Regions from separate parts of the Homo sapiens genome. Here region 1 is linked to region 2. A link is a contact called in ENCODE Hi-C data. All regions are on one chromosome and are shown on one strand. The core of a region is the stretch at or near the end of the contact, and the rest is flanking DNA. Distances in the headings are between cores, read along the strand shown.

Region 1 (6,412 bases), core at 334-2,833, 3.2 Mb before region 2:
GCGTGAGCCACCGCGCCCGGCCACTATTTTCTTTTTCCCTGTTTGTCCCCTAGCCCGGAGAACAGGTTCCCTTCAGACTGCCAAATATAATTTCAAAACAGTTAAAAACATGACTCTCAGTGAGCATGTGTCAAAAGATTTATTTACCGTACTGAGGGAAGCAGCAAGATGATTCTAGGAAGACAGGAAAGGAAGAATAAACACTGGCCGGCCGCGGTGGCTCACACCTGTAATTCCAGCAATTTGGGAGGCCGAGGTGGGCGGATCACCAGAGGTCTGGAGGTCAAGACCAGTCTGGCCAACATGGTAAAACCCCATCTCTACTAAAAATACAAAAATCAGCCGGGTGTGGTGGAGCAGCCTGCAGTCCCAGCTACTCGGGAGGCTGAGGCAGGAGAATCGCTTGAACCTGGGAGACGGAGGTTGCAGTGAGCCGAGATCGTGCCACTGCACTCCAGTCTGGCAACAGCGAGACTCCGTCAAAAAAAAAAAAAAAAAAAAGAAAGAAAGAAAAAGAAAAACACTGAAATAAAAGCACAAAGTTGGATACAAAACTGCTTAGTGAGCTACAAAGCGATACACTGGACAGAAAGCATTTGCAACCTATCAACCTGTACAGGGTAGCATATAACTGGACAGCATCTGGACTCCTAAGTTTTCCTAACAGTTTTACCTCGGATTCTCCCTGTCTCTCTTCGTGCTGTCATCTTTCTCTAGGTCTTCGAAAACTGTCAATCCATCTTACTGTATCTCTAATTTCTGTCCCTTTTCTCCCTTCTTGTTTCTGTCCCTCTCCCTTCTTGTCTACCTCTTGAGTCTGGATATCTGCATTTCTTGTCTCTGTGAACCCATTCTGCGTTTCCTTCTTTGTGTCTCTTTCATCTGCATCCCTTTCTGATCTGCCTCTCTCTTGCTAACTGTTCTGACACCTGTTTGCCCGGCCCTGACCCTCTGATCCACTCAGCCCTCTTATAACTTGGACCCGTGTCTCTATGTTTGTTCACTTATTTTCACTGTCTCTCCTCGCGTCGAGTCTCCGGTCCTCCCAGTCTGTGAGTCTGTCTCTCTGTCTCTCTCTCTCTTCCTCCCGCCGGTCCTTCGTCTCTCTTTGCCCTTGAGTCTCTGGTCTCTCTCCGTCTCTCCTCGCTGTTTCTATCGATCGGCATCTCTCTGCCCCAGTACCCTTCCCCACCTCTTCATCCCACATGCCCCATTGCATTTTCAACGCCCGCCGCGTCTCCGGGTTACCCAGGCGATGTCGAGTCGTGTCCCCAGGTTACCATGGAGACGTTCAGGGCCCGCCCCTCGCCCATGATCACAGAGGAACGTCATCGCGCCGCGCGCGCACGTACACACGAAGGGCCTGCTGACTACATCTGCCGGAAAGCATCGGGCCAAGCCTTTCTCCATTTTGCGGTCTAGGAAGTAGCAGAGGCCCCTTCCTGTAGGGAGTTGCCATGGAGACGCGGTGGGGCACCGACGGAGTTCTAATGACGGCCGTGATTGGTGCAGGATCCTGCTAATCTCAGGAAGGCCCGTAGAGAAGTGAGGAAAACGTGGTGGGGGGCATGCGCGATCTGGTAGGCGGTGCTGCCGTCTGTTGTACCTGAGAGGCTTGCGCATGCCGACGCACGGATTCGAGGCGGGGAGCATGGGAAGAAGCGGCCAGGAGTATGACCTGATCATTGCGACCACCGCTAGGGGAAGGGAGGAGAGGGTGTAGAAACGGGGACGAGGGTGGGGGAAGGGCAAGGAGGCGCTCGAGCTGGTGCGCGGAGCATCCTGGGAGACGTAGTCCAGCGGGAGGGGGAAGTCGAAGACTGCGCGTGCTCAGGAGCGCGGAGCGGCCCGCTGAGCGCAGAGGTGAGGGCGGGGTCCTCTTAACCGGGAGGGCTATCGTGTGGACGGGGGCGGTGGCTGCAGACTCGGGGATTCCGGCTCCCCAGTGAGACCGGAAGCGCGGGGAACGAATCCGGGCAGTCCTTGCGGGAGCGCCCAGGGCTAGAGCGAGAGGCTTGTCAATCACTACTCGTTGCCACGACGACAGGCTTTGGGAGCCCCGCCCCCGGTTGCCTAGGCGTCGTCTGGACCTACCTTGGCACCCTGGAGCGGAAGTTGCCGCCTGGACTTCTGGGAAGTGTATTTCGGGACCCTCCGTAGGTACCTGCCATCTTGGCTATGACCCAAGTCTCTCCCAGGGTTTCAGGTTGACTTGGCACCTTGAAGAGTGGAGGCTTGGCCCCCAGGATGAGGCGGCCCTCGAAATCGATGCCACCCACGGGGGAATGATTCTGCGGTGCCATCCCCTTCATAAACGCAGATTCCTTCCTAAAGCCGCAGCTGCAGAAGGAACAGCGCGAGGAGGGAGGTCAGCCCCACTTGCAAATGGGGAAACAAGTTCTCGAAGGCACAGTGATCTGAAGATGGGCGGAATCAGAGTCTCGGGACTTCCTTGCAGGCTCCTGTTCCGGCAGTCTTGGAGCCTTTGCCGCCCCCCCACCCATTGCGAAGCTCCCCCATCCCCTTCCAACCCCAGCTAAATCAGGAAGCTGAGATGGGGCATTGCGTAGTGTGATGTTGGGCTTAGAAGATGGGGCTGAGTAGGGAGAGAGGGTGCTGCCTGGGAGCTGAGCCATACAAGTGACTGCACAGGTTGACATGGAGGATTAGGTGGAGTGAGGCTTCCAAGCAGGGAGGGGAATGATGGTGGGGCCCAAATGAGGAGCCACATCGAAGTAGATGAGAGAATAGAAGGTGAAGTAAGGGCTGGCGTTGGGTAGGGGGAGACGCCAGCAGTGATGCTGATGCCCAGGCTGTAGGTGTATAGGTGCCATCCACCTGGTAAAGAGAGAGCTGTAGCGCAGGAATGAGGTTGCACATGTAGAAGAAGGGAAGGATACAGGGGAGAGAAGTGTCTTCTAGTCCTAAAAAACAGCCTGTGGGCTGGCATGGTGGAACAAACCTGTAAGTCCCAGCACTTCGGGAGGTCAAGGTAAGAGGATCATCTGCTTGAGCCCAGGAGTTCAAGAACAGCCTAGGCAACATAGTAAGATCCCATCCCTACAGAAAAATTAAGAAATTAGCCGGATGTCGTGGCACACACCTGTTGTCTCAGCTACTTGGGAGGCCGATCTCTGGAGCCCGGGAGGTCAAGTCTGCAGTGACGCATGATCTCGCCACTGCACTTCAGCCTGGGCAACTGACTGACAGCATGTCTCAAAGAAAAGAAAAAAAAGCCTGTGTTTGGAGCAGGGAGACTGTCAGAGACTTTGCACAGGCCCAAGCGGAGAGAAGACCAGGGATACAGGTGGCTAAGGGAGGGCTTCCAGCTGCATAAGTCTGTGGGTTGTAGATGGCCTTTCTTTGCCTGTTTCCTCATCTGCCTTCCACATGGGGTAGGTCTGAGGATCAAACGGTACAGCATAGACTAGGCAGTGAAGCATTCACTGTACTCCTTTTGCAACAGCCTCATCCTATTTCTTCACCAGGGGCAGACACTGGCCTCAGATACCTGACCTGGTACCCTCTATGAGGCCTGCGGTGCTGGGCTCCCCAGACCGAGCACCCCCAGAAGATGAGGGGCCTGTCATGGTGAAGCTAGAGGACTCTGAGGAGGAGGGTGAGGCTGCCTTATGGGACCCAGGCCCTGAAGCTGCACGCCTGCGTTTCCGGTGCTTCCGCTATGAGGAGGCCACAGGGCCCCAAGAGGCCCTGGCCCAGCTCCGAGAGCTGTGTCGCCAGTGGCTGCGTCCAGAGGTACGCTCCAAGGAGCAGATGCTGGAGCTGTTGGTGCTGGAGCAGTTCCTGGGCGCACTGCCCCCTGAGATCCAGGCCCGTGTGCAGGGGCAGCGGCCAGGCAGCCCCGAGGAGGCTGCTGCCCTAGTAGATGGGCTGCGCCGGGAGCCGGGCGGACCCCGGAGATGGGTGAGTGAGTGTCCACGAGTGGGGTTCAGGACTGGAGCATCATCCAGCTCGGCCTCACCCTGGGCAGCACCACGCTTTGCCAGACACACGTTCTCCCTTGTGGTACAGAAGTGGCCACCTGCAACAGAGACCCTGTGCAAGGCTGCCCAGGGCAGAGGGATTCCAGGGCCAGACTCCCCAGCCCATTCCTGCATCACCTGCAGTCACGTGGACATAGGAGCTGCAGGCTAGGGGAATATGGGGAAGGTACTGGAAGGCCACGATGTCAGAGCAGGGGAGGGACTGCAGGTGGTCCCTTCATTCTTTGCTCAGGGCCTAGGGGAGGTAGGTCCTTGGAGGACCTAGTCAGTAGGTATTTACAAGGCAGGCCCCTGGGATCCTACAGTGGGATGGGCACCCACAAACCCCAGGTTGCGGCCAGCCTTACTCTCTGGTAGGACTTCTGATGGTGGGGGCACCTCCCCAGGTCACAGTCCAGGTGCAGGGCCAGGAGGTCCTATCAGAGAAGATGGAGCCCTCCAGTTTCCAGCCCCTACCTGAAACTGAGCCTCCAACTCCAGAGCCTGGGCCCAAGACACCTCCTAGGACTATGCAGGAATCACCACTGGGCCTGCAGGTGAAAGAGGAGTCAGAGGTTACAGAGGACTCAGGTGAGGGCATGCACGGTGGGCGCGCCTAAGGTCTGGTTGGGTGGGCCAGGGAACCTGGCCTGAGCAGTCAGTCTGAAGTCCACTGGGCCAGGTTTGTTATAAATGGAATGGTTTCCATCTGCCAGCAGCCCCCACATTCTACCCAGTCAGGTCTCCCCTCCACCGCAGCCAGTGCTGTCACTACCCCTCACACACCAAGCCTGACTGCCACAGCCCTGTACCCACGAACCCCATGGCATGGAGCAGGCTGTTGGGGTTTCCCAGTACAGATGGCATGTGGTGTTCAGTCCCCAAGGAGATGCGTTAGGCAATATGTGCTTGTCACTGGGGAACAGACAGCAGGCAGAGGTATAATTAGGAGCTGCTGAGGGAGGACCTCGTAGTGTTAGGGGTATGACCCCTTTCACCTCCCAGGCAGGGCACCTGAACTAGCTGCTCACACCCTGCCATTCCTATGTGGACCCTTGTACAATACCTCTGACCCCCGCTGACCACCTTGCCCCATGGTTCACATACGGCTACAGGGGCACAAACCTCAGCCCATCTCATCCCACTGCAGCTCAACCCCTGGCCTTCCAGGGTACTCTGCTTCACCCAGCCCCTGAGCTGGGCCCTCAGCTACCCTGCACTGCCCTCCCCAACCCAAGCCCACAACCAAGAATCCCACCTCTCTGCATCCCAGCACCTGGCACACCACTAAGAAGGGCAGTGGGGTGGAAACTCACTCAGGCTGCCTGATACCAGTTTTCCTCTCTAGATTTCCTGGAGTCTGGGCCTCTAGCTGCCACCCAGGAGTCTGTACCCACCCTCCTGCCTGAGGAGGCCCAGGTAAGTCCTGCCCAGGTCCATGTTCTCCTCCTTTCCCTGGAAGTTGCTGGGTGGGGTCAGGTAGGTCCCTCCCTGAGCCCAGCCAGGCACAGAGGAGCAGTGACCACTGTGATTTCAGAGATGTGGGACCGTGCTGGACCAGATCTTTCCCCACAGCAAGACTGGGCCTGAGGGTCCCTCATGGAGGGAGCACCCCAGGGCCCTGTGGCATGAGGAAGCTGGGGGCATCTTCTCCCCAGGTAAGTGAGATGGGGTGTGGTGGGACTAGGCCTTCCGCATGGACAGCACCATCTCTGCCGACCCCACTCCTGGCCCTACGCAGGCAGCCCTCTTACTCCAGCATCCCCAAGTTCCCCCATTCCCTAGATCATCCCCTATAAGGTTCAACCTCCTCTAGCATCTTCTGCCCTCAAAAAAAGCCACCCACCACTACCACTGATCCCACAGCCCCTCTACTTTCTAGAAACTCCCCACCCTAGTAAAACCTTTTGCAAGCAGGGCGAGTATTCCCCGTACCCACATTCTCTCCCAGTCCTGGTATCCTGGATGGCCTCCTGGGCTTGCATCCTGCTGGTCAGGCATCAGGACAGGTAGGGCTGGGACCTGACAAGGACAGCAGGTTAGTAGACAGAGCAGGTGGGCAGGAGGGACCTTGACACAGGATAGGGATCCTGCCCAATCATCGAAGCATTACGGACCAGAGGCCCCCTGCCATCTACCTCTCAGCCACCACCTTTGTCTGGCATCATCCAGGCTCCTCCTACAACCCATCTTCTGTTATGTTCCTTCCTGTTCCTGAGACCCAGGGTCTCCTCTTTCTTAGTTCACACCTTTGTTTTGGTGGAGCTTTGTGGGTGTTCTGGTGTGGAAGATAAAATTCTGACATGTCCCATATCTGAAACACATTGTCTAGCCCTCAACATTAGATTGAAGTTTGGCTGGAAGAATTCTTTTTATTAGTACAGTCACAGACCTTTTTTTATCACTATTGTTGGTGAGCTTTTTCAGTT
Region 2 (6,181 bases), core at 2,317-4,816:
ACAGCAGATACAGCCCCCATTCTCTCCCCTCGCTCTCATAGCACCTCCTGCCCCCAAATCCCTCCTGCCTGGACTACCCCCTACTCGCCCCACCAGACCCTCAGGCGGGTGCTTCCCCTGTCAGTGTGAGCCTCGCCCTGGGAGCACTTGCTCATTCCTCACAGCTCCCCTGCAGCATGTACCAGCTGGGACCAGTGACTGCATGTTGACTTGTCTGCCCCCCACCTCCTCACCAGACTGTGAACCCCGCAGGGGCAGGGGCAGGGGCTCCTCATTGCACTCAGGGGTGTTTAACATGTGGTGGGGGCTCAGGTCACAAGGAGGTAAGGACAGCACGGCCCTGACCAGAAGCCTAGTTCTTTCCTGGAAGCCCCAGGAACCCTGGGGTCACATCCGGGGTCTCCTGCTCCAGCGGCACCACGGTAGCCACAAAGGTCTTCCGGGATTAGCCCCACCACCTTCCTAGGATGCCCGGAGGACCAGGCCCCTCGCTTTTCCCCGGTTGGCCAGTCCATGAACAGAGGGTCTCTCTTGTCCCCTCTGAGCTCTGTCTCCTCCAAGGATACCTGCAGGGAGTCCTGCCCTCTTACCAAGCACGAGTGGACACGATCTTGGCCCCGTTGGTCTCCATGGAGTAGCGCGTGCAGGGCAGGATGGTAAAGCCACTTTCCGGCAGGAAGGCACGGAGGTAGCGATAGACCTGGTGAGGGTGAGGGTGGGGGTGAGGAGGCGGGGCAGGGGCATCTTTGGCCCTCTCTCTCCAGGACTCTAGGCCTGCCATGCCACTGACTCACTGTGTGGTCTTGGGGGCCTCATGTTCCCTCTCGGGGCCTCAGTTTCCTCATCCGTCAAATGAAGAGGTTGGACTACATCTCAGAGGGCCCCCCCAACTCTCCTCTCCTAGGATTCTCTGAGCCTTGCCTCAGATGGTCCCAAGGGCTAGGAAGTCAGGGGGCCCCAGGGGCTGCGCTGAGGGACTCTAGAGCGTCTGCCAGGCGGGACCAGGCCCGGTGAGCGGGGAGGACACGCGGTGAGGGCGGGGGAGGGGAGGGCGCCCTCACGTGGGTCTTGAGGGCAGCCTCCTGCCGCGGGCCCCGGCTCTGGAAGTAGCGGGCCGTCCAGCCTCCCAGCGTCAGGGCCCGGTACGCAGCCTCCAGGTCCCGCTGCCTCAGGAAAGTTTCCAGCGCTGAGCGCAGGTGCTGCTGTCGCCGCAGGGGGGGCACAGGGCTGGGGGAGAGGGCATGCCTGGGTCCCAGGGCCTTCCCGGGCCCCGGCCCCAACCCCCACTTGGAGCTGAGGGGAGGACCAGGCTAAGGAGAGGGCCGAGGGGCGGCAGCGGTGCAAGGGGAGGGGTCCTGACCCCTCGGGCCCACCCTCGCCCCCAGGCCACCTCACCTGACGTTCATCTTATGGGTGCGGAAACCGAGGTAGGGGTCCAGGACGAGGCTGGTGGCCAGGTCGTCGTTCTCGCACAGTTCTCGTGCTGTCACTCTGTCGGGCCCCATGGTGCCCTGCGGACCATGCTGCCTCTGGCAGAGAGCAGGAGCAGGTGAGGGCAAGGCAGGCGCGGGGAGCCTGGCTTGGTGCTGACTCCACTCCCACGCTACTCAGAAGCCATGGGGGACGCTGGTGAGCCCCACGATCTCATCTGCAAAATGGGGAGAAAAGCAGTGCTGACTTCACCAGGCCGCTGGCGAAGATGGAATGCAACAAGTACTTCTGAGAGTAGGGAAAGCCCAGAGCCATGTCAGCCATCGCCTTAGCTCTTGCTCTTGCTCCGCAGCGCAGACACAGATCCCCCCTAAACACACAACCCCCACATGCACACCCATGCACACTCAGACTGACACACGCAGATGCCCCTGCCCATATGTACAGAGACCCCCTACACACACACATCTCTTTGGGCCCAGAGAAGGCTGACTGATTGGCAGCCGGGATCACCCTAAAGGCTTAGCACCGTGGGGAGCCGCTTCACCTCTAGCCCTCAAGGAGGAAAAGTCAAAGCTTCCCGCCAGCCCGAGGTCCCGCCCTCCACCCCCACCTCGACCCAGCCTCGGTCTCCGCCCCCTGCCTCCCCGGCAGCCTTCGGGAGTGGTCAGGAGGCTCCGGGTGAAGCCCCAGGCAGCCTGGAGGCGGGTGACGGGAGGGAGGGCAGGGGAGGGATCCCAGCACCTGCTCCCTCTCCAAGGATTCCAGGGGAGGGGGGCTCAGAGGACAAAAGCGGGGGTGGGGAGGGGAGCAAAGGAAGACTATGGGGAGGCAGCACAGGTCAATATTTACAAAAACATTTTTTTAAAGCGGAGCCAGGAGAGAACGGAGAGATGAAGAAAACCACCCAAACCCCTAACCCGGACGGAGGGCCAGCCTCGTCCCCGCACCACGGCGCTCGAGGCTCATCCGCGCCCAGGAGAGGAGGAGATGGGGCAGGGCAAGGAGCGGGAGCTGCAGAGACGGCTGTGGAGGGGTCGGGGACAGACTGCGAGGCTGCGGGAGAGAAAGAGGGGGCGCTGCAGGAGGACGCCAGGGACAGCGGGGAAGCTGGAGAGGGGGCTGGGGGCAAGGAGAGAAACGCACAGCGGTGGGCACGGCAGGGGGCTGTGGGAGGGAGAAGGCTGCAGCCGGGCCTGGGGGCGCTCAGAGGGGTGTGAGGAAGGGATGGGGGTGCCAGGGAGGACAGAGAGCGGGGAATGGCCTAGGGACTCAGGGAGGAGCCAGACGGGAGACCTGGGTCGGGGGGCGGTCCAGGGATGGCGGAGAAGATCCTGGGTGTCCAGTGAGTGAAGGGCCTGAGAGGGCGGACAGGGGCCCAGGGATCCAAACGGGCTTGGTGGGGTCCTGGGGGATCCAGGAAAGGGAGACCCTAGGGAAGGGCCTGGGGACCCAGGGAGGCGCCTGGGTAGGCGGTGAGAGCCCAGGGCAAGGGACCTGGAGGGTCAGAGGCCGACCTCAGGGTCCAGGGAGTGCCAGGAGAGGGACAGAGGGGTCAGGGAGAGGTTCTAGGGCACAGAAAGACCTAGAGGGTCCAGAAGGAGGCCTGGAGGGTGAGAGGAGGTCGGGGATTGGCCCTGGGAGTGCAGGGAGGTCCCGGGGGTGAGAGAAGGGTCAGGGAGAGGCCCTGAGGGTGCAGGGAGAGACCTGGGGGTGCAGGGAGAGGCCTGGAGGGTGAGGTCAGGGAAAGGCCCTGGGGGGTGCAGGGAGAGGCCTGGAGAGTGACAAGAGGTCAGGGAGAGGCCCTGAGGATGCAGGGAGGGCCGTGGACGTAAGAAGGGGGTCAGGGCCCGGGTGAGGAAGCACAGGAAGGAGGCTGCAGTGCCGCGGAGCCCGAGGCCCGGCGAGGGGCCGGGAGACGTGGGCGCCTGGACACGAGGAGGGGCCGGGCGGGGTGGGGGGCAGTCGGGGCAGGGGGCGACTGGGGAGCCAAGGCGGCGCGGGGCTGGGGCCGTGAAGGGGCTCAGAGATCGGGCCCCGCGCCGCCCCTCACCCGCTTCTCCTCCTCCTCCTCAGGCGCCCGCGCCGCCGCCGCCAACACCTCCCACAGCCTCCTTCGGCTCTCGTCAAACACTGTCGCCGCACCTCCCATCTGCTCTCCGGGCCAGCCCCGCCAAGGCCACTGAGGCTTTCTATTGGCCACAGCCACCGCCACTCCTCCGTTGCTACGAAGCTCACGGCGCTCCCATTGGCCAAGCCCCACTCTTTCCCTCCGCGCCCGGCTCTCGTCAATACACAGATAAAACCCCGCCACGCCCCCGCCGCCGTCAAACGCCGCGAACTGTTGTCAGTGGTTCACATCGCTGTCCTTTAGTCGCTGCCATGGAGACTTGTCCCGCCTTCGCTCACACTGGGGCTCGAAATCGACGCACTCATTGGCCGAAAGCGCAGTCTCTCCGGGCGAAACTCGGTTTGGGTCGGGTTATTCAGGTCCAAGTGGAAAGAGGGCGGGCTCTGCCAGCTCCAGTAGTCGTATATGATTGCCTGGCCTTGGGACAGCTCCTCTTTCCATTGGGTAAGGCCTCCGTCCATCACCATAGAGTCGCGGCCTCCCTCTTCTATTTCTCCGAGGAAAGCTTCGGCCACAGGAGGGAGAAAGCCAGACCCGGCGGGAGGGAGGCGGTGAATGCGCGCGCACCGCCATCCCTCTCCCCTCCCGCCCCGCGAGGCCTGCGGTTACCAAGGCGACGAAACTTTATTGACAGCTCTGCCTGGCTACAAAGGGCTCCTCAGTCTCTCTCCCTCCCTCCCCGTTTACACCGTTGCGTTTTGGGAGTATCCACACGCACTCTGTGGGACCTTCCCGCGATATGAACGGGGTCGGATGGAGGGAGGGGAGGCTGAGGGAGGAGTGGGGACTTTTGAGACAAGCCCTGACTCCTGGGGCGCTCCCCTGGGGCACCCCCTAATTGGGATCACCCCCCCTACCTCAATCCTAGAGGCAAACGTAACTAACAATTCATCATAATTACGCCGAGAATAATAAGCTCCACACTCAGAACAGGCGGTCTTTGTTTGCTTGTTTGTTTGTTTCGCCACAGCCATTCTTCCCTTAACGACACTGATACCATCTGGGCAGTGCGTGCTCAGGCGATGTCGTCATCCTGCCAGCATCCTAGAGCAACATCACTCACACCTACGTGGCAGGGCTGCTGGCACCTGGGCTGTAAGGTGGCCGGCGGCTCCTGGGCCACACAGCTGTGCAGCATGTTACTGTCCGGTAACACAATGTAGGCGCTTGTGTGTCTACACATATAGGATCACTGTCAGACATGCGCTCCACTGTACAGCTATAGATCGTGGGCACTTAAAACAATGCATGCCACAGAGTAGGTGCTGTTTTGGTGTGCTGTTTTTGGTGTTTTGGTGTGTGTGTGTGTGTGTGTGTGTGTGTGTGTGAGAGAGAGAGAGAGAGAGAGAGAGAGAGAGAGAGAGAGAGAGAGAGAGAGACAGAGACAGAGTATCGCTCTCTCGCCCAGGCTAGAGTGCAGTGGAGTGATCTCGGCTCACTGCAGCCTCTGCTTCCCAGGTTCAAACGATTCTCCTGCCTCAGCCTCCCAAGTAGCTGGGATTACAGGCATGCACTACCACCCCTGGCTAATTTTTTTTTAGACAGAGTTCCCTCTTGTTGCCCAGGCTGGAGTGGAATGGTGCGATGTCGGCTCACTGCAACCTCCGCCGCCCAGGTTCAAGCGATTTTCCTGCTTCAGCCTCCCAAATAGTTGGGATTACAGGCATGCACTACCATGCCCGGCTAATTTTTTTTTTTTTTTTTTTTTTTAGTAGATACGGGGTTTCACCATGTTGGTCAGGCTGGTCTCGAACTCCTGACCTCAGGTGATCCACCCACCTCAGCCTCCCAAAGTGCTGGGATTACAGGCATGAGCCACCATGCCTGGCCTGTATTGTGTTTTGAGACAGGGTCTTCCTCTGTTGCCCAGGCTGGAGTGCAGTGGTGCAAGGATGGCTCACTGCAGCCTCGACCTCCTGGGTTCAAGCGATCCTACAGCCTCAGCCTCCTGAGTAGCTGGGACCACAGACGCATGCCACCATGCTCGGCTAATCCTTTAATTTTTGTAGAGACAGGGTCTCTCTAGGGGCTCATTCAAGTGATGCTCCCTTCTTTTTTTTTTTTTTTGAGAGAGGGTCTTGCTCTGTCGCCCAGGCTGGAGTACAGTGGTGCGATCTCGGCTCTCTGCCTCCCGAATTCAAGTGATTCTCCTGCCTCAGCCTCCTGAGTAGCTGGGATTACAGGTGCCCACCACCATGCCCAGCTAGTTTCTGTATTTTTAGTAGAGGTGGGGTTTCGCCATGCTGGCCAAGCTGGTCTTGAACTCCTGACCTCAGGTGATCCACCCACCTCAGCCTCCCAAAGTGCTGGGATTACAGGTGTGAGCCACCATGGCTGGCCTAGGCACTTTGTTAATATGTACTGAATGAATGTGTGAATGACCAACCAATAAGGATGAAGCTGACAGTCTCTGCATTGCTCTGTGACTTTGAGGAAGTGACTTGCCATCTCTGGGCTTTGGGTTCCCATCTATAAAACATAGACCATACACTTGTTTGGCTTCCAGCTTTCCACCCTTTGTTCATGCTATTTCTTCTCCAACAGGGACTATCCCCTAGCCCCATGCTTTACCTCCCTAATCTCTCATGAGCTCTGAAATACCCCCTAACTCAGGCAGGC

What was found. A loop is a pair of places that touch in the nucleus more often than their neighbours do. Pooled maps may share reads with other maps.
Region 1: a pooled map shows a loop between it and region 2 (18-fold over the local background). The contact joins the promoter of MZF1 here to the promoter of KMT5C in region 2. A Hi-C loop is called at or near these places in 7 of 50 pooled maps.

Annotation. Positions count from the first base shown.
Region 1 is chr19:58,568,506-58,574,917 of GRCh38, reverse strand. MZF1 (myeloid zinc finger 1) reads left to right here and starts at 1,583. Exons shown (of 6, transcript NM_198055.2): 1 at 1,583-1,863; 2 at 3,489-3,924; 3 at 4,391-4,574; 4 at 5,332-5,402; 5 at 5,521-5,641. The coding sequence starts at 3,529. It overlaps MZF1-AS1 (MZF1 antisense RNA 1), which reads right to left. Exons shown (of 6, transcript NR_027334.2): 2 at 5,923-6,005; 3 at 4,461-4,534; 4 at 2,963-3,060; 5 at 2,095-2,340; 6 at 121-2,001. RefSeq lists enhancers at 1,209-1,638, 1,699-1,788, 1,157-2,016, 2,017-2,878.
Region 2 is chr19:55,337,261-55,343,441 of GRCh38, reverse strand. It overlaps KMT5C (lysine methyltransferase 5C), which reads right to left and starts at 3,566. Exons shown (of 9, transcript NM_032701.4): 1 at 3,485-3,566; 2 at 1,396-1,648; 3 at 1,062-1,227; 4 at 591-700. The coding sequence starts at 1,505. RefSeq lists silencers at 1,990-2,169, 3,415-3,474 and enhancers at 3,495-3,564, 3,874-4,647, 4,648-5,422.